Regions from separate parts of the Mus musculus genome. Here all the other regions are linked to region 2. Evidence: chromatin loops called from intact Hi-C (ENCODE). Cell type or tissue: left cerebral cortex. All regions are shown on one strand. Each heading gives the region's core, and the rest is flanking DNA. Links, peaks and the distances in the headings are about the cores only. Region 1 overlaps Cdh11 (cadherin 11). Region 2 has its middle 180 kb from the start of Gm39233. Region 3 has its middle 230 kb from the start of Cdh11.

Region 1 (6,377 bases), core at 2,545-5,044, 290 kb after region 2:
GGCAAGAAGTCCTGCCTCAGGGAGGCTGCAGATAGAAAGCCCAGGAGCAGGCAAAGTACAGTCTGCTTGAGATATAGGGTGTGAAAATGGTTGAGAAACCAGTAAGAGATGTGAAAAGGGTGAGCCCCGTGGATTTCTTAACTAGAAGTCAAGTCACTGTGTTCTTTTCTGGGTCCACAAAAGATAGGCATCACCAGGTGGGGTACAAACTCCTTCAGTTGCTGTCTGTTCAGGAGTTAAAATTGTCACTGGGCCATCCCTTTGAAATCCCAAACTACATTTACCTGAAAAATAAACAGGAACAGTCTTGAAATTGAGACGATTTATCAAGAGACTAATTATCTTTTAAGCTAGTCTGGAATAGTAATGAGCCGTTTTTACACGAAAGCAGACCCCTGATGGATATCAGCATATCACGTGCTCAGGCAGCTTTCCCAGGAAGATGTTACTGCAGGGTAACATCCCACAGCAACCCATATGTGAAACGAGCAGTGGAAATAAGGCTTGCAAAGGTATAAAGGAGGCCTGGGCCCTTTAAAAGCAGTAACTATCTCTAAAATCTCCACCGCCTCCTGAATATTCTAAACGGAAAAAGGATGGCTCACTTAAACACATGAAATCATTCAAAACAGGCAGGCGCTAACGAACACTCCATCACTTACTGAGAGATGTCCCAATCTAGAGCGAAGATTTACATCTAATCATTGAAAGTAGGAGCTGCTGGCTGTCATCGTTAGTCTAGAAAACCAAATCCCAGTTCTGTGTGCGGGGGAAGGGCTGTGTGTATGCACACAGGCGCATGCATGGGCACAAGCCCAAGGACACGTGTGTACATGCCAGAGGAGGCCACAGACAACTTTCGACCCCTCAGGTGTCATCTACCTTGTCTTGTGAGACAGGGTCTCTCATTGAACCTGGAGCTCACTCATAAGCCAGGCTGGCTGACCAGTGAGCCCCAGGCATATTTATCTGTCTCCACCTCCTAGAGCTGGGATTACATGTGCATGCCACTGGCATTTCTAGGGATTGAACTCAGGTCTTTTTGCTCAGCAAGTCCCTTGATTGACTGAAGTGTCTCCTCAGCCGCGGGGTCTAAGTTCTGCAGTCGGTAGCTTCAGCTTTTATTGGGGCTCAGTAGTCACCGGGCAACATGGTTTTTCCTTTCAAGCAATCTCAGAACACAGATATTACTGTGAGGTCTGTTTTTTCAGAAAAAGCATCTAAGTCTTCACATTGTTTGTGGGTTAGTCTTCACTGGCTATCCATAAACAAAGAAACTTTGAATGCAGGCTACTTAAAGTTCTGAGAAGATGTGGCTGGGACCAGGATCAGCTCAATGGTGTATTCTCCGTGAAGAACATGTATGTATGGTGATTAAGATACAACCCTGAGTAATCAAAATCAATAATACTTAATGCCGTATTTTAAAGTCAAAATTACTGGAAAAGGACCTGGAGAGAGGATACAGTGGGTAACAGAACTTGCTGCTCTTACAGAAAACCTGGGCTCAGTTTCCAGCCCTGACGTGGCAGCTCACAGCTCTTTCACTCCAGTTCCAAATGATTTCATGCCTTCTTCCAGCCTCCATGGGTGCAAGACACACACAGAGAGAACGCATATATAGACACACAATAAATGAATATATCGTTTTAAAGAGCAATGGGAAAAAAAAAACATGATGAATAAAAGACAAAGGTTTAGATAATGGCATGTTTAACCCTGCAAACACCGGCCTAAGCTCACCTTCCCTGTCCTCATTGTCACCATGATGCTGAGCAAGGCTACCGCCATGATTAAATAACTGGGTCAAACTTCAGCAATGATGAAAAACACCCTACCTCTTTCACAACATGCTCACAGGCAAAATGTTCCCAAAGACCACAGTGAGTGCCCTCAGTTTAATCATCAGAGCCAGTCACACCAAGCTTATTCTTATTTAGAAGTAAAATCTAACATGGAGAGCCATGGCCTCTCCTCAAATTCTCCATTCACTGGTGGAACCTGAGGAGAACTGGAAACAGATCTCTAGGTGTCTGAAATTAAGAGGAGGGAGGAGCCACCCGACCACTGAGCTTGTTCTCATAACTAGGTCACCATTATATGGAGGGTGACACTGGGCCTGAAGTCATTCCTTATAAAAGATCTGAACAGTGAGAGCGGAGTTTAATGTGTAAAAGTCACTCCAGTGGGATGGGCCAGATCAGGAGATAAAGGCTTCTCTCCCCATCTGCAACAACATAGAGAATCTGATAAGAAAGCGATGTTTATTCACAAACACTCTTCAAGGAGTACACAATTACAGAAGCCACACAGTAATGCCCTGTTCCCTGGCAGAAGAGTCGTTTATGGAAACTTCCAGACTCAGCCCCCAAAATGTTCTACCTGGGGACTTTGGAAGATCCAAGAAAAATAAGAGAGAGCACTTTAGAGAAAGTTGATAACCCTGCCCCATTTTTCTCTTATGCCCTCTCTGATTTCTTCCCCTTATCCATCAGAGTCCTTTCTCATTTAGCATCCTTAGGTACCAAATATTTTGCCTGACTTGAACTTCAATTAACTGTTAGGTTATGGAACAACAGTTTCTATAGGGAAGTATCCCAGATGTCTACAAATGCCCTCCCACTAAACCAAATGACAATGAAAATTGGTTTACAGTTCCAATGTGCACTATCCGAGAGCCATGAAAATGTAAAATTGCCATTTCTTTAGAAGTTAAATCAACTGTCAGGTGGTGAGTGAGCACCAGTTTACAAAACACTTCATCTTACTTTCCACTAAGTGACTTCATAGTCCCTCCCATAATCCATTTGCATTGATTCCATCTCCATCAAATGTCCACAAATTCCAACACAGCTCAGAGCTGCTAAGAATTCTACTGCTGAACTACCAGGGAAGCAACTCTATTCGGTAAATAAATAAATAAATAAATGCAGAACTATCCACTTAAAGCTGTACTTATTTTTAATAGATTTTTCCTCTTAATTATGACATAGCATTAGTTCTTCAGTTCTTCTGAACGGTAGCAATGACACCACCAAACAGTAGCAAATATAAGTTTCTACAGCCCCAAATATGCAATTTAATCATAAACTATCCTGTCCGTATCACTGAAGAAAGGAAGAAAGAAAGGGAGAAAGAAAGAAGAAAAGAAAGAAAGAAAGAAATAACCCTTAATGGTTAAACCCCAGTGATTGAGGACTAAATTTGAATTAAATTTTATTCTGTGATAAAGTTAGGTTTTATACAGCAATATCAGGGATGAGTTAAGAGTAATAGTAAAACATCTGCTGCTATATTAAAACTGCATACTCCAAAGTGTTTACCAAAAATTAAACTGCACTTATTTTACTTACTTATTTATTTATTTATTTATTTATTTTGCAGATTGCAAGTGTCTCGCAGATGTCTTTAAAACCTCTTGAAAGAAGAGGTAATGTTATTAAATACACATCAGGACTACTCCCCTCCCCCACTTCTAATTCATCCCGTTCTCCTTCCCAAATCAAAATGCTCTTCCTACCCAAACAAACAAAATCAGCATCACCTATTCATCCATCTCCATACATGTGCACATCTGGCACATAGCTGCCTCGGTGACAGCTAACCTTAGCTTATCATCGGCTCAACCCCAATCCTCAGGCTTTGTCTTAGACAATGTCAAGTCACAAAAATTCCCAACTTTCTAGCAAAGTCCAAAGAAGGACGAAAAGACTGCCGGTAACAAATCCTCCCACTCGGAAGACGGTCATGCACACAATCTACCGGAGCAGAGCCCGAGCTGCGGAGACAGGAATCTGGCCTCTTCGCAGAGGTGCAGACAAGACTAGTAACAAAACTGCTTTTCACGGTGCCCTCAAAAAGCAGAGGGGCTCCATGTCGAAAGTTGGAGAAGGTCACCATTGCCCTCTAGTGGCCAAAAGCGCAATCTTCCGCAAAGGAGTCCATTCCCATAGATGCACAAGTCTCTCAATGTCAGTGCAAATGTAAAGCAGAAAGATGTTTAGTTATCCTCCTTCACTCTGTTCTTTAGTCCTTCCAACATAGAGTGGAAACTCTAGATGACCATCACAGTCATTCTGATGGACTGGTGAATGCAGACGAGGAAATTAAAATGTTTCCAACTTTCTCCTGTTTTTCCTTTCTTCCTCCAACAAACCTGTGGATTTTGTTCCTTTTTTTCCATTAAAAATTAACTTATAATTTTAGTTAGGCTAGATATCTTTATATATTTCTGGAGCACTAACTCTGAAGTGGAAACATTGACGTCTTCAAACTATAAATAAAGAATGTGAGCTCTTGATACATTAGCCAACGTCTGATGAAGTAATGACCAATTTCATAAAGGAGAAATTCACTGCATGTATATTTTGATGCAGTAAAATCACTCACTAGTGAGCATATAAATTAAATGAATATTTCTAAGGGAATACTTAGAAATTCATAGCAATTCTCAGGGAATTGATTGTAAGAGAAAAAGTTCACTGCCTCCCCTCAACTCCATGAAGTGTATTTTGTAATTATTAGTCAGTAAATGGGCACACAATAATCAAAGTTTTAAAAAGTCAGTGTTGAAAATAGGCTCGAATAAACATAGCAGACTTTTGAGCTTTCAACATAAAAGCATTGGGGTTGAAGACTAAAATCAGATGTGTAGCCCTTGTTTAGGTGGTTCGGAAACATAGATTTACATATTGTAGATCAAAGTCTATGTAGATTGTCTGATTCCTAGGTTATTGGCACTTATAGGAAAGGTTTCCAGACACTCAGAGCTTGTGGGAGTGTAGGTTTTGTGACTGTAAATCAAACCATGAAGTCAATGTCGTGGTGATTCCCTTCCATATGAGGGTCTCCAAACCTGAATCCTGACAAAGCAGCCATGTAATTCTATTCAAAGTGAAAGAAAAACCATGAATTATGAAGACATGTGCATTAAAGGGGCATGAAATTGATCCACATTCCCCCAAATGATGACATAGCTCTCCAACTCTGCACCCTTCTCCCACAAATAAACATTCTGAAGCCACCACAGAAAATGTGGAAATATGAGTTCTGTGCCAGAGAGAGGAGAGAGAGAGAGAGAGAGAGAGAGAGAGAGAGAGAGAGAGAGAGAGAGAGAGAGAGAGCTGTAGCTTTTACTTTTATTTAAATTAACAAAAGATTGCATCTTAATTGAAAATAGAATTTAAGTTTCTAGTAATTTGCTGTGGTGCACTGATAAGCGTTCCGAACATAATGTAAATTCTGGAGTGTTATCAAGATGGCCCAGTGTTTCCACAAAAACTATTTTTAAAGGCTTTCTTTCTTTCTTTCCTTTTCTTTCTTTTTTCTTTTTGCTTTTGTTTTTTTCCTAGTATGCAATAAATCCACGTTAAACAAATTTCCAAGACTAGATCATCTCATTTCCATTATCCTAATTGTTTACACACACACACACACACACACACACACTCCAGAGATGAAGATTCTCTCTCATTCTCTCTCTCTCTCTCTCTCTCTCTCTCTCTCTCTCTCTCCATATGACATCCCAATCAGGACATATAGAACTAATAATTATAAGAGTGTCAGTAACCATTGCTTGCTACTAAAGATACAAGTATAGACTCCAAGGACTTCAATATGTTTGTTGGGGTGCAATGCCTTGTCTCAGAAGGCAAGATGCAAACCCCAGTTCCACCCAGCAAAGTTTCCTGGCCTTTAGATGCCTCTGTCTGGTCTCTTCTGAGTGCTGATCACATTCCTTTGTACTAGGCAGGATAGATGTTTTGCACAGAGGGTTCGAATACGAGGGCCTAACTGGCCAACCCTAAAACTTAAGAGTCAGAGATTGTTTAAGGAACTTAATGTGCCTGTGGCTTCAGGGTCCCTCTAGTACTGGCCACAGCTATGTCCCTTTGTTTTGTAACTTTTATTCCTTTGTTCTGATAGAAGACCAAGCTGCCTGCAGCTGGGGTTGAGCATCCCTTTCTAGGTTCTGGGGCTCTGTCTCCTTGCTTATGAGAGAAAACAATTCCAACATTATTGAAATGAAGGCCAGTCCCTTCTCTTTTTTCTCTGCTACCCTTAAAGGCGCTCGCACTCAGTTCAGCCTCGTTAATATGCTGATGAGAGGGATCCTCGGTCCTGAGAACACATCTGTAGACCGGTCCCCAGAAATTCCAGACACCCCGCAAACCCCTGGACGTCTGCTACGAGCCCTAGAGATAAGGAAATTGATCTATCCTCTCGCCAGATTAATTATCACTGCTTTCTGTGATTAAACCCAAAACTTACTGCTTCCTAGTCCACAGATAAGACCGATCAGGAGAAAATAGGAAAGGATTCGGGAGCCATCGTTAAAGATTTCTTGAAGAAAAAAAAAAAATGAAGGGGAGACTTTT
Region 2 (6,377 bases), core at 1,261-3,760:
GGGTTACACTAGTAGATTTCATGTAGTTTCCATTGCACTAATTTTCTACATTGCCATCAAATGCTGACCCAAATTCCAGTCATTTCTCCAAGTATTTTTTCTCTCCATCCCCACAACTGATCCCTCCTGTTCCCAACCCCACCAGTCTCCAGTCCACCGGAGAAATCTATTCTGTTTCTCCATCCCATGGACATTCTTGTGTTCCTCCTTAATACCTTCCTTGTTACTTAGCTTTTCTGGGCCTACGGACTTTGTACAGCCACTTCAGAAGTCAATATGGCAGTTTCTCAGAAAATTGGAAATCAATCTACCTCAAGACCCAGCTATACCATTTCTGTGCATATACTCACAGGACAACCTATCCTCTAACCTAGATTTGTTCAACTGTGTTCATAGCAGCTTTATTTGTAGTATCCAGAAATGGAAACAAATTAGATATGCATCAACTGAAGAATGAATAAAGAAAATGTGCTATATTCAAACTTGGAATATAACTCAGTTGTGAAAAACAATGAAATTATGAAATTTTCAGGCAAATGGATGAAACTCAAAAAAAAAAAAAAAAAAATTCTGAGTGAGGAAACCCAGACCTAGAAGGATAAACATGGTATGAACTCACTTATAAGTAGATATCATATGTTAAGAAAAGATCTGGCATCTGATCTGACATTTTGTTCACTTACTCTAGGAATGAGTAGGCTGGTTTATACATATATATATATATATATATATATATATATATGTGTGTGTGTGTGTGTGTGTGTGTGTGTGTGTGTTCAGGATTTGTTGCATATCACACAAAACATAAAACATCATGACCAAGAAGCAAGTTGGGGAGGAAAGGGTTTAGTCAACTTATATTTCCACATTGCTGTTCATCACTAAAGGAAGTCAGTACTGGAATTCAAGTAGGTCAGGAAGCAGGTGCTGATGCAGAGGCCATGGAGGGATGTTTCTTACTGGCTTGTTTCCTTGCTCTCTTATAGAACCCAAGACTACCAGCCCAGGGATGGCACCACTCACAATGGGCCCTCATCTCCCCTTGATCACCAAGCAAGAAAATGCCCCACAGCTGGATCTCATGGAGGCACTAATCCAAATGAAGCTCATTTCTCTATGATAACTCCAGCCTGTGTCAAGATGACACACAAAACCAGCCAGTATATGTATATATATATATAATATGTTTGTATGAGTATATATATATTCAGAGACACATTCATCATATAAGAAAAACGATGTGGTATTCTTTTCAGTTCTAGTTTACTTAATTTAAATTAATTATTGCCTGTTCTTCACAGATTTTGCAATGACTGTAGTTTAATTTTTGTTTACAATTGCAGAGATTGCTTTGTGAATTTGTGCCATATTTTCAATACCTAGCATAGGCCAATGCTCTGACTATAGTGAATAGCACATCGATACAAATATACATGCAAGTGTTAGTAGTATGCTGATTTTGCAAGGCAGTTTTAACTTGTATTTCATTGCAAAACTTGTTGCATTTAATTATCCTACAAAAAGAAATATTAAAATCTTTCTACTATTAACAGTCTAATAATTAAATAAGATAACACTTCTACATCAATTAGCACAAGTGCTGAAATACTATAGATCTTAATGATTAGCAACATCAAGTCATTAAAATATCTAAATGAGGGATAATATATAAAATAACTTACTTTTAAAATATGTGAAATAGCATGGGCTGAGCAGGTAAACAGATACACGAAAAATTAGCTTTAAAACCCAGCCCCCCCCCCCCAAAAAAAGACAGCAATTCAACATAAGAGAAACAAAATATTCCCTACTGGTAAGCAGTAGGTGCAGGCTAATGAAGGATGAAAGGGTGTACGTGTGTGTGTGTGTGTGTGTGTGTGTGTGTGTGTGTGTGTGTGTACATACACATACATACATGCCCACACAGATACACACATACATACATAAATGCATTGGAAATTGTGTACTTGGTGGTCCATACACAAATAAAAAGGGGCCCTCTCTAACAATGCATGTGATAAGTCAAAAAGAAGACTGCTGTTTGGGTAAAATATTTTCTTTGGACCAATTAGTGAGGCCAGGAAACATGGAACACTCTAGATAAATAGGCTATATGCTCAGCTTCTTAAGACTATCAGTCAACAGTCACAATCAAGAAAAAAAACAGAAAAAAAAATGGCTTCTTTTAAAAAAATGTAGTTTTAAGAATTAGGTGGAAGAGAAAGAGATAAAGCTAGAAATACTATAAGTATTATGAAGCTCTGTTATTAAGGATACCAGTGGGCAGGTTGAGATCAGCACAAGGGTTCAGTATGAGAGAACATTGCCATGGAGGCTATGGAATGAAAAGGTTACTGATAGAGAATAACAGTAAATTTGGTAATCTCTCAGACTTAACTCCACATTGCTCACCAGATAAAACAACGCTTGCTTCAGTAATCAGCCAACAGTACACAGTAAGCATGCCTTGCTCAACGAATGAGTCAATAACAAGAGAGGCAGTTGAACAGATACATACTTTCATCTTAAAACTGTATTCCTCCTCTGTAGGTAAAGGACTGGAGTGGGCGCTGTTTAACTTCTTTCCCGAGGCCATGTGGCTCCAGGCAGAGAGGACTTGCTCTCCGAATCAAACCTTATTCGATAGTGGCTTTTCTTCCCACCTTCCCACCACTTTCTAAAACTGGGGCTGTTTTCTAGGCTGACTCACAGAAAGCTGAACACGGGAGACTCATGGCCAAGTTTTATTTCCAGTGCATTTCTTTTGTTCCTTCACTTTTCATGAAACACTTTGAGCTAAGTTTCATTTGTATGCTGGTAACTCTGTAGCTTCCAGACAGGAGCACATTAGAAGGAAACATAGAAGCCACTTAGTCCAGAGGATATTGTAGAGTAAACTTCAGCTAAATAGCCATTCCTGTTAGAGAAAGGGTGTAGCCCACCTTTCCTATTCTTTGGTGTCTAGTGACTGCTACAGTTATCCATTGGATTTCTTCAGACATGACTCTAAAAATACCCCCCCCCCAGGATCTCCCTTCAACAGAGGCTCAGGAGGTAAGAACAATATAAGAAAGAGCATACCGTCTGTCCCCCATGAAGCAAACACAGAATCATAGTTCTTCTGGGCCCAGCAAAGTTGGAACCCACTAGGATGTGACATATGGAACACCCACATTAAAAAAATATCAAGACTCAGAATTGTTACATTGCTCTCATCCCAGCTATCTTTTCATTTCTTAAATCTCTTGTAATTTAGTAAAGACAGACACCTGTTTGGCTCAACAGCACTGTGAAAAAGGTTTAGAGAAGGCTGGCTGGGGTTACATTGTGTGAACCAGAAACTTTACTATGTGTGGTCTCCCCAACCTATTCTCACATTATGTTGAGGACAGAGACAGTCTGCTTTCCCCTCCTTCCCAACCCATAGACTTGGTTTAAAAAAATGTTCATATTTTTGTTGCTGACCTTTAAAAGTAAAGCCTACATCTTCGGCTTCAAATAGAGTTTAGGGAAGCCTTGTGTTGCCTGTTAATGTTGAATTAGAATATGATATGCACTCCTTACTCATCAAATATCCCTGTGTGTTTCATAATCATTCAGGCTTCAGAAGACAATGCCAAAACGATGGAAATATAATCTTTGAGCATCCTAAAGTACTTGAGAATTCCCTGGGAGATTCTTTATTAGCTGAAAGTGAAGAGAGAAGGCTTCCTCAAGTTCTTCATATTGGACAGATCATCGCCATCAGATAGTAGGTGGGAAAGACTCTTTGAATGGTACCTTAAGAACTGGTGTCTCAGGAAAATGTTGCATGGAACAGAAAGACTGCTTCCTGGGATGTTCATAATAAGCTCTGCCTCAAAGGAAATCTTAACATTCAGTTGTGTGAGAAAAAAAAAATGGCCAGAAGGGTGTAAATCAGTCTACTAGTGGAGCCAGTACAGAAATCATCATAGATGTTCCATAAATAAAACTTTCACATGATATAACTATAGCACTTCAGGATGTATACCCAATGGAATAGATCAGGCCATCATGGAGCGGACTCCATTAGGCATATTCTGAAAATATTCTTAGTAGGCAAGTCATGGAATCAAATTCTGATGCCTATCAGCTGATGGGTGGATAAAGAAAGTATGGTGTTTGTACATGATCAATTTTACAGAACATGGATGAAAGTGAGATAACTGTGTTTTAAGTGAAATTAGTAACACAAGTGTCAATTCTCCCTTACATAGGGAACTAGTTAAAATGCATATATTTGTACAATTCCATGCATATATACAGACTATTGATATAATATAGATGTACATATGTACTTATGGATAGATGGATGGAAATTTATCCCACCATATCATGTAAAAGTAGAAATATAACTATTTAGGAATAGCAAAATAGAGGAGTATAATTGGAGCAAAAGAAGTTAATATTATATATATATATATATATATATATATATATATATATATATAGAAAGAAAGAAAGAAAGAAAGAAAGAAAGAAAGAAAGAAAGAAAGAAAGAAAGAAAGAAAGAAAGAAAGAAAGAAAGAAAGGTGCCACAGTTTTCATGAAGGACAATCATGGAAGGATATGAATGGAGAGAAGGGGTAAGAGATATATACCACTAAATATGTTTGAAAAAGCTGTATGGAAGTACATTACTTTATACACATACTTAGTTTAAATAGATTTTTGACATATAAAGTAATAACTATCCACTCCATTGTAGACTCCCCCCTAAAGAAGATTTTTAATGCCATAGGAAATTTTCCTTTGCATTTTTGCTCAATTTAGGTTCAAGGGTCTCCCCAAATATAATGTAGCCCATTTTTATTACCTTATTTTACTGTCCAGTTTTGAGAAGAAATTCATGCCTGGTCAAGCAAAAATTGCCCATGTCCAAAGAAATCATAGAACCTTGAGTGCTTGATTACTGCTATTTTCCTAAATTAAAATGATTACAACTGTATGCTAAACACTTATCCTTGTAGGCACAGACAAGCTTTGTTCTTACCTTTTATTGATATAGTTTCTTTTCTTCAGCAAAGAAAGGTTACTAAGAGATCTATAACTGGCCAAAATGCAGAGAATTAATGACTAGGGGATGCCCAGCCACAACTGATACATCTGCTAATGACCTACTCCAGTTCCAGAGTAGCAGGAACTCCAGTTCCAGGGTTTCAGGCACCCTCCTTCTTTTGGTCTTGAGGGGCACTGCACACCCATGGTGCATGGATATCCATGCAGACAAAATAACTAGACAAAGAAAATTAAAATAAATCCACTTTAAAAAGAGAGAGATATAGCATTCATGTCCCAATTTTCTTCCAGCTATACATGTACTGTGTTTTCAGGAAATTTCATTCTGTGGGTCACAGGCATTACAATCTGAGAATTGTTGAGCTCAAACATTGAGTGCGTTGTAATCAAATCTGCTAAAATCTCACATGCATTAACTTATGGGTTTCATTTTATAGATAGGAAGCCTGAGGCTGAGACCGTGGTGCACTAAGAATTTTAACAGATCTCAGCTAACTAAAGACTCTGAGTAATAGGAAAACATTTTCTCATTGTTATAAGTGCACTTATAACAATGAGCTGTGCTGGTTTTAAGCCATCACAGCTGTGCTGTTTAAGATGGCCCAAATCTTTTACCTTATAAAAGTTCCTGGTCTTTAGCCTAGGGTGTCCTAGGCATATTAGAAAAGAGTCTACACTGGAAAAATTCTTCACTTCAATTGCTGTGTAGTGTTGTGCTTTAAGGCTGTTTGACAGAAACTTGTGAGGGATTGATGGAGGTCTGTTTGCTTAGCTTTAATACTGAAGGTCAGAACTGCCCTCCCTGGAGATGTGGCATTAATATTCACATCATCTCTCCACTATCAAAGGCTCCTTGTTAAGGGCTCTTCCAGAGCCCTCAATGGCAGCTTTGTTTACTTCCTTAAGGATCTCTTCAAAAAATTAACAGATACCTACTTTATATATGAGACTCAGTTGGTGGCAAATGACAGAATATGAGACTGAAAGTTATTTAATAAGAGAAAATTATATTTGTTTTCTGTGTTAATAAAGCCTCAGAAGGTGTTAAGCTAAGTTTAGCTTTAGGTAGAGATAACACACTTGGAATGATGTTTCTCTCCTACCATATCTCAGCTCTGTTTCTGCTTCAGAGAGTCCATTGTAGGAATTGATCACTCCTAATGGTGACAAGGGTGTTTTCCTAGCATCTCTGGCTAAGGTATGACCATCTTTATTCCCACTGGGTACTATGGCTACCTGACAAGCCTTTACCAATCATGTAACAGCTGTTGCCCTGTAATCTAGCATTAGAGTCAACTAAGGGTGGATTTCAGTCTAGGTCTATAGGATTATTAGGA
Region 3 (6,377 bases), core at 2,127-4,626, 66 kb after region 2:
GGGTTTCTCTGTGTAGCCCTGGGTGTCCTGGAACTCACTCTGTAGCCCAGGCTGGTCTCAAACTCCGAAATTCACCTGCCCTCTGCCTCCTGAGAGCTGGAGTTAAAGGCATGCGCCACCAAGCCCGGCTGTCTTTAATTTACATTGTGTTGATATTTTTCCTCATTTTTACTTTACTCTACAATTATTCTCACACACGATGAATTCTACTTTACTATTTGTGTTTAGGGAAAATCTTAATTTTACAGAACAGTTGCAGAGATAATAAAGGCTACTCTTAAGTGCACTTTCTTACTTCCCTTAATGTTAACATTCTTTCCTAAAGGGCTATGAAAACTAATATATTAGCTGATGTTTAGACAATCGTGTTAGTAAGGATTTATGGCTGGAACTTCTGATACTACTCAAAAACACAGCCTCACAGAATACTTCCTAATCTCCTGGGTCTTACAAAATTTCTGTTTCCAATTCAACAATGTTCCCTGAGTCTAAAGTGTGGGCGTTGTTTAGAAGGTGTATTCATTAAGACTGGGCTCCACAACTCTGCATTTTGATTGGTTATAATTTTCTGTAATGGTCTTTTTCTGTTGCAAAGAGAAAGGTGTTGTTGTTGTTGGTGGTGGTGGTGGTGTTGAAAGGATGAGGGAAAGCCCATAAGGCACCATCCTATATACAGAACAACAGGCATAAAGGGAATTCTGAGAGTGGGAGAAACAGTATTCCCTGGGGAATGACACACAATTATTATCCAATACCAAATAGTCAGCCAGGAAGACAAATGTCCACGAAACAAATACAATGAACATGATATATTTATGTATTTAGAAAATTATATGTACATGCATATAAGTATAGAAAAGCAGTTAACAAATAAAGAGGTCATGATTTGAAAGACATAAGGGAGGGGTAAATTAAAGGATTTGCAAGGAGGAAAGCAATGGAGAAAATACAATTATAATTATAAAATAAAAGAGATCCCAAAGGCATTAAGACACAATACTATTTGACAAGTTGTAGACTTTATTTACGTTTCATTCACTTTTCTAGTAATGTCCCCTTTCTGTTTCAGAGTTACATGTGGAGTAAAGTTTGTGTTTTGTGAAAGTGTCAGACTACTGAATTTTTTACTTATCTGACTCAACTGCTATGCTTGAATTTTGTCCTCTGAGTAAGGCTTGGGGAAGCAATTAAAACTCATGTCTTACCATCCTTTTGGCTTGCCTTTCAGATTTTATATTTGACTCATCTTCTATTTCCAGGTATTTTTCAAATCCATGGCTTAGCCCCCAGCAAGATGGTACAGAGGTACAACCCTAAGTCTTCCTATGTTAAAGAGGGAAGATAAAGCTTTAGTGGCCAGACTGTGTTTTCATATGGAGATTATATCTTAGGAAATAAAAACCAAACCAAAACAAAATCCCTGCCTCTTTGATTAAGTTAATTTCATCAAAGCTGCATTGGCTGGTCAGTGTTTGACTCTACACTCAGAGCTACAGGTCTCTGTAGGAGAATAACACTGGTGAAGGTCTAGAATTGTTGCCCTTGTACAGATGACGTCAGGTCTGGGTTGTTAAATGGCATCAGCTTCAGTAAAAGACTCAATATTATGAAAAACTATTTGTCTCGTTTTCACTCTTGTTATTTAATTGAGAACAATTTCATATAATACATTCTGATTCTTGTTCCCCAACTCCTCCCACATCCCTTTCACCTTTTCACCCACCTGTCTCTAGGATTATTCTTCCTCCTTCTCTTTAAAAATCAAATAAATAGATAAACAAAAATAAGAAGTAAAAAGAGAACACACACAAGTTGCATATGACAACCATGCAAATAAAACCTATAAAAACACAAAATTCTAAACAATATCAAAGAGACAAAAGATTAGTAAGACCAAAAAAAATATGCTCAAACACAATAATGACACAAAATGCATACAAAAATAACATTGAGTTGATGTTGTGTTGATCACCTAGAGTTGAGCATGGACCTACCATTCAGCAAGATTAATGTACCCAACAAGACTTCTTTGGAGATAATTAATTATTTTTTTTTGCAAGCAGGATGTCAATCGGAGATAGCAGCTGTATTAGGGGTGGGAGCTGTTGTCCACTTTCTTCTCTCAGCACTGGAACTTCATCTGGCTTGAACTTGTACAGGCCTTGTGCATACTGCCATAGTCTCTGTAAGTTCGCATGTGTATCTGTGCTCTTTTATTTCTCATGACACTGTTTGTTGGAAGCATCCATTTTCTCTGACTCATTTTCTTTCTGCCCCCTCTCTTCTGCCCAGCTCCCTGAACCTTGATTTGATGATAACATCCATATACGGAGTCTTCTAAGACCTCTCTCTCTCCCTCCCTCCCTCCCTCCCTCCCTCCCTCTCTTTCTCCCTCCCTCCCTCCCTCTGAACATTGTGTCCAGTTGTGGCTTTCTGTGTTTGTTCCCAACCTAAAACAATTGGAAGGATGGCTGAGAAGGCCCTAATCATAAGGAGTCCTTTTATTGTTATAGTCCTTTAGCAGAATAACAGTGTTTGTTTTCTGCTAGGCCTTATCAGCTATCAACTACAAAACAACCAAAAAACAAAAAAGCAAAAACAGTTGACATCAATAAAACAAATATTTGTCTTTTGAAAACAATTTCATAAAGTGTGTGTGTGTGTCTGTATGTCTCTGTATCTGTGTGTCTACGTGTCATTGTGTGTATGTGTCTGTTGAACTTGCTTCCAAGACACCACAGCATGAACATGGAGACCAGTGGAAAACATGGGGGACTGGGTTCTCTCCTACCACATAGGTGCTATGAATTAATCTTAGGCCATCAGACTTGAAAGCAAGTGCCTTTGTCTACTGAGCAGCTGTCTTGCTCTCTAACAGTTTTTTGTTGTTTTGTTGTTGTTATTTTTTACATAAATGGGTATAACTTCCACTTACAAGTGTGAATATAAATGTATGTAGGCACCGGCATTTTCTTTCTACTCCATATATTCATGTTCCCCCAGGAACCTTGTGCACTAGCAAGCCTCCCCTACTTCTGCAAGGCTCTGCTGGGCTGACAAGATAGTATGCACTAAGACTGGTCCCTGGGGCCCTTCCTCACCAGTTTTCCTTTCCAGTCCTCACTACTTAGGAATGCTTCCTTATTAACCCAGGCTCGGAAGCTCGATGTGTCTGCTCTAAGTCACTGAGAATGCTCCTGAAATATGACATCTGCAGTGCCGGGGAGAGCAGGATGTTGTTGTGAGAGATTTAAACGTTCAGCAGGATCATAGAACGTCTGTTATTTCAAGTTGGGCTTGATTATTTTTTTTTAACTGCCAGACTTTCAGACCATACAATAGCAGCTTTCTTCAAATGTAACTCTTTACTTCCTTTTATGGTAAAGTTTAATACTCGGAACATATGGAGGATCTGGACGTCTGCCAAATGTTTTAAAAGACAAGGTTAAAAATACTGCAGCAATGAGTTTTGTTCCTTAATGTATGGCTCCTTTATTCCCAGTCAACGTGGAAGATAAATCAGAACTAGAGTTGGCTGGGCATTAACTTGATATTTCTGGCAAGGGTTCGTGGCATCCCATTTGAGAGAGGGAAAGAGAAGTGGTTGTTCTGAGGTAACATTAAGAGAGTGTAAGAAAAAAAATAGAATTTATAAAAAGCAAAGACCAGAATCGCAGCTTAATTGAAATATCTAAAATGTAAATACAAGGTCCAATTTTCTTACCAGCAAATTGAGGCTTAAAAGATCATCATGACTTCATCATCATGACTGCTGAATTGGTGATTACGTCCTCTGCTCTCTCTCTCTTATCTGCCTTTGGAATTTATCTCCATTTCCTTAGTTTTCCATCTACTCTCTTGACTACCTCCCTCTCCATCTCCAGCTTCGTTTTTTTTTCTGTTTTTTCCTGCTTGTTTCTCATGTTTACTTCCACATGTGTGTAGATATGGCCTTGTCTGACTCAGTACAGAACCCTGTCTTACCATACCTCTGACTCTGCCACATGTCTATAAATAGGGATTTGCTGACTTGCCCTTCTTGCCCCAGCCTCTAACATCACGGATCTCATTTGTAGCCAGTCTGACAGCTGGGAGGCATCTCACCCACTTCCATGACATGGTATTTGCCCTAACATGCTCTGCACGAGGTGTGGAGGGTACATGACACACAGCGTGATATAAAGAGAGCCGTTTGCATGAACTTCCCAGGTCACTGGGATAATGCTTAACAATTCATGTCTCTTTCCATTAAGTGCACTTAGGATCCCGCTCAGCTTAATATAACTTCCAGTGAGATGGGGAACTGCTCGGACTCAGCTCACTTATGTAGCAGGATATAATTAAAGACAAAGAACTAAAAGAGGAATCAACAGAACTTTGCTAATCCTGTCCCTTTTCTCTTAAATGAATACTGTGTGTGTGTGTGTGTGTGTGTGTGTGTGTGTGTGTGTGTGTGTGTGTATCTGTATCTGTATCTGTATCTGTATCTGTATCTGTATCTGTATCTGTATCTGTATCTGTATCTGTATCTATCTGTATCTGTATCTGTATCTGTATATGTAGACTGGGCAAACTTGCAGTTCTCTATCAGAAAATCAGGACTATTAAGAAACCTGCAACTCCAATGGCATAAGGTATATAAATTCTAATAACAGACACAATCCCACTATTTGTGCCAATGGGCTGTTTGTTTGTTTTTGTCTTCTGTGACAAACAATCCTTAAAACTTGATGTGTTACAATCCCAATATCCATACAATGTACAGATTGTCTGTAACTTGTATGCTACATTGTATCATATGCCTCTCTATTTAAAGATGCAGGATTGGGCTCTGTATGGGATACTGTGTGTGTATGTGTGTGTGTGTGTGTGTGTGTGTGTGTGTGTGTGTGTGTGTGTATGTATGTATATATATATATATATATATATATATATATATATATATATATAAATATATACATGCATGGTTTATGAATGTATATGCCTTTATGTGTGTGCATATGGATAAAAATGTGTGCATGTAAGTTTATGTGTATATGAAGCTATGCTAGCTTATGTATGTATTTTTTTGTATATCTGTTTGTATGTGCATTTCTGTGTGTATGTATGCTTATATATGTGTATGTGCTTCTATACTCCCCCCAAGGGAGCACTTGAATATGTATGTATGTATGTATGTATATATATATATAGTCTTTTATGTCTCACACCTTAATTTTTGTAATAAGCTCTCTTCTCACGCCTCAAACCCGAGTTTAAGCATTTGCCTAGCCTAGATTGCAGATAAACAACAGAGATCCTTCAGTTTCTGCCATCCCAGAACTGAGATTACAAATCCAAGCTATCGTGCGTATCTTTTACGTGGGTCCTAGGTATCTGAACTTACATCTTGATTCTTGCACAGCCAGCCAGCAAGCACTTTATGTCAGCACGTTCCCCCCAAACCATGATTGGTTTTGGTGTCTCTACTCAAATATGGCTTAAGCTTTTTCTGCCCAGTACATAGTAGCCCCAGCAAGCCATATTCCCAAATAAGATTTCAGTTAGTTAGAGTGCTATATGTATTCCATGGGAAGGATCGCCAGAGAAGGTGTTTACGGAGATAAAGCTATCTTCTACTACTAGATAAAACCAGCGACTTGTTTCTAAAATAATTTAACTGTAAAGCAGAATTTAGTGAGGAGTTTCCGTAGTTTCTGGATATCCTGTTCAGTACAAACAAACAAGCAATCATGCAACAACAACCACCTCCTCACACATCTTTCTTCTCCAGGTCACCTGAAGTCTTTGAACAGCTGTCACAGGACACTATAGAAAAGAAAGACTTGCCTAGAGGGAAATAACAAGACAAGGGGCAAATGGGTAAGGGGGATATAGGGAAAATTAGATTAAAAAAATAGATTTTCTTTGAAATGTCATACCTGTGTGCTATACACATTAATTGTATCTTCCTCCAGTCCTCTCCTTATGCCCCAACTTTGGCTTTCTGAGCCAGTATACCTCATTTTTACCATGAAGTTTTTTTTAATTTTTTTTTTAATAACACAAGAGTCCAGTTAGGGCTTCCTATGTGCAGAATGGTTAGCAAGTCATCAACTTAGGCATGAGTAACCTGCCAGTGGCCATTACTGAAAGATAAGTGACTCTTATCTTAGTTTAAAAAAAAAAAGTGACTCTTGGAATCTCAGTAGCCATCAGCTGTCAATAGTTCTTTTTCTAGTAATGTTCTTCAGAAGACTCATCTACCTCCAATCTAGGGTTTCTCAGTGCACACACTGGAGATGTTATGAGTTTTGATGTGCAAAACCATGCCAGGCCCAGAGGAAGGCATTTTGCACATTTTTCCATGGCTTCTGACTTTAACAGTTATTCTTTCT

The links. Peaks named below come from ENCODE experiments on the same cell type or tissue, not always from the same donor. Only the 100,000 strongest peaks of a DNase experiment are listed, where the experiment ranks them.
Region 1: it touches region 2 in a loop (4-fold over the local background); 3 of 42 quality-filtered maps call a loop at or near these places.
Region 3: a loop joins it to region 2, with 8 times the contacts of the local background. A loop is called at or near these places in 2 of 42 quality-filtered maps.

The regions. Positions count from the first base shown.
Region 1 is chr8:102,777,216-102,783,592 of GRCm38, forward strand. The region is part of intron 1 of Cdh11 (cadherin 11); the gene reads right to left. Among named protein-coding and RNA genes, the nearest start is that of Cdh11, 4.7 kb to the right of the region's middle. In left cerebral cortex, for the core only: a CTCF peak has its summit at 3,917 (motif pointing left); a DNase peak (open chromatin) is centred at 3,894; H3K4me3 peaks cover 2,262 bases; H3K27ac peaks cover 842 bases.
Region 2 is chr8:102,485,347-102,491,723 of GRCm38, forward strand. No RefSeq gene overlaps it. Among named protein-coding and RNA genes, the nearest start is that of Gm39233, 180 kb to the left of the region's middle. In left cerebral cortex, for the core only: a CTCF peak has its summit at 2,555; DNase peaks (open chromatin) are centred at 2,663, 3,195 and 3,394; H3K27ac peaks cover 1,806 bases.
Region 3 is chr8:102,550,326-102,556,702 of GRCm38, forward strand. No RefSeq gene overlaps it. Among named protein-coding and RNA genes, the nearest start is that of Cdh11, 230 kb to the right of the region's middle. In left cerebral cortex, for the core only: no CTCF peak of the experiment used is centred there; a DNase peak (open chromatin) is centred at 3,351; H3K27ac peaks cover 1,466 bases.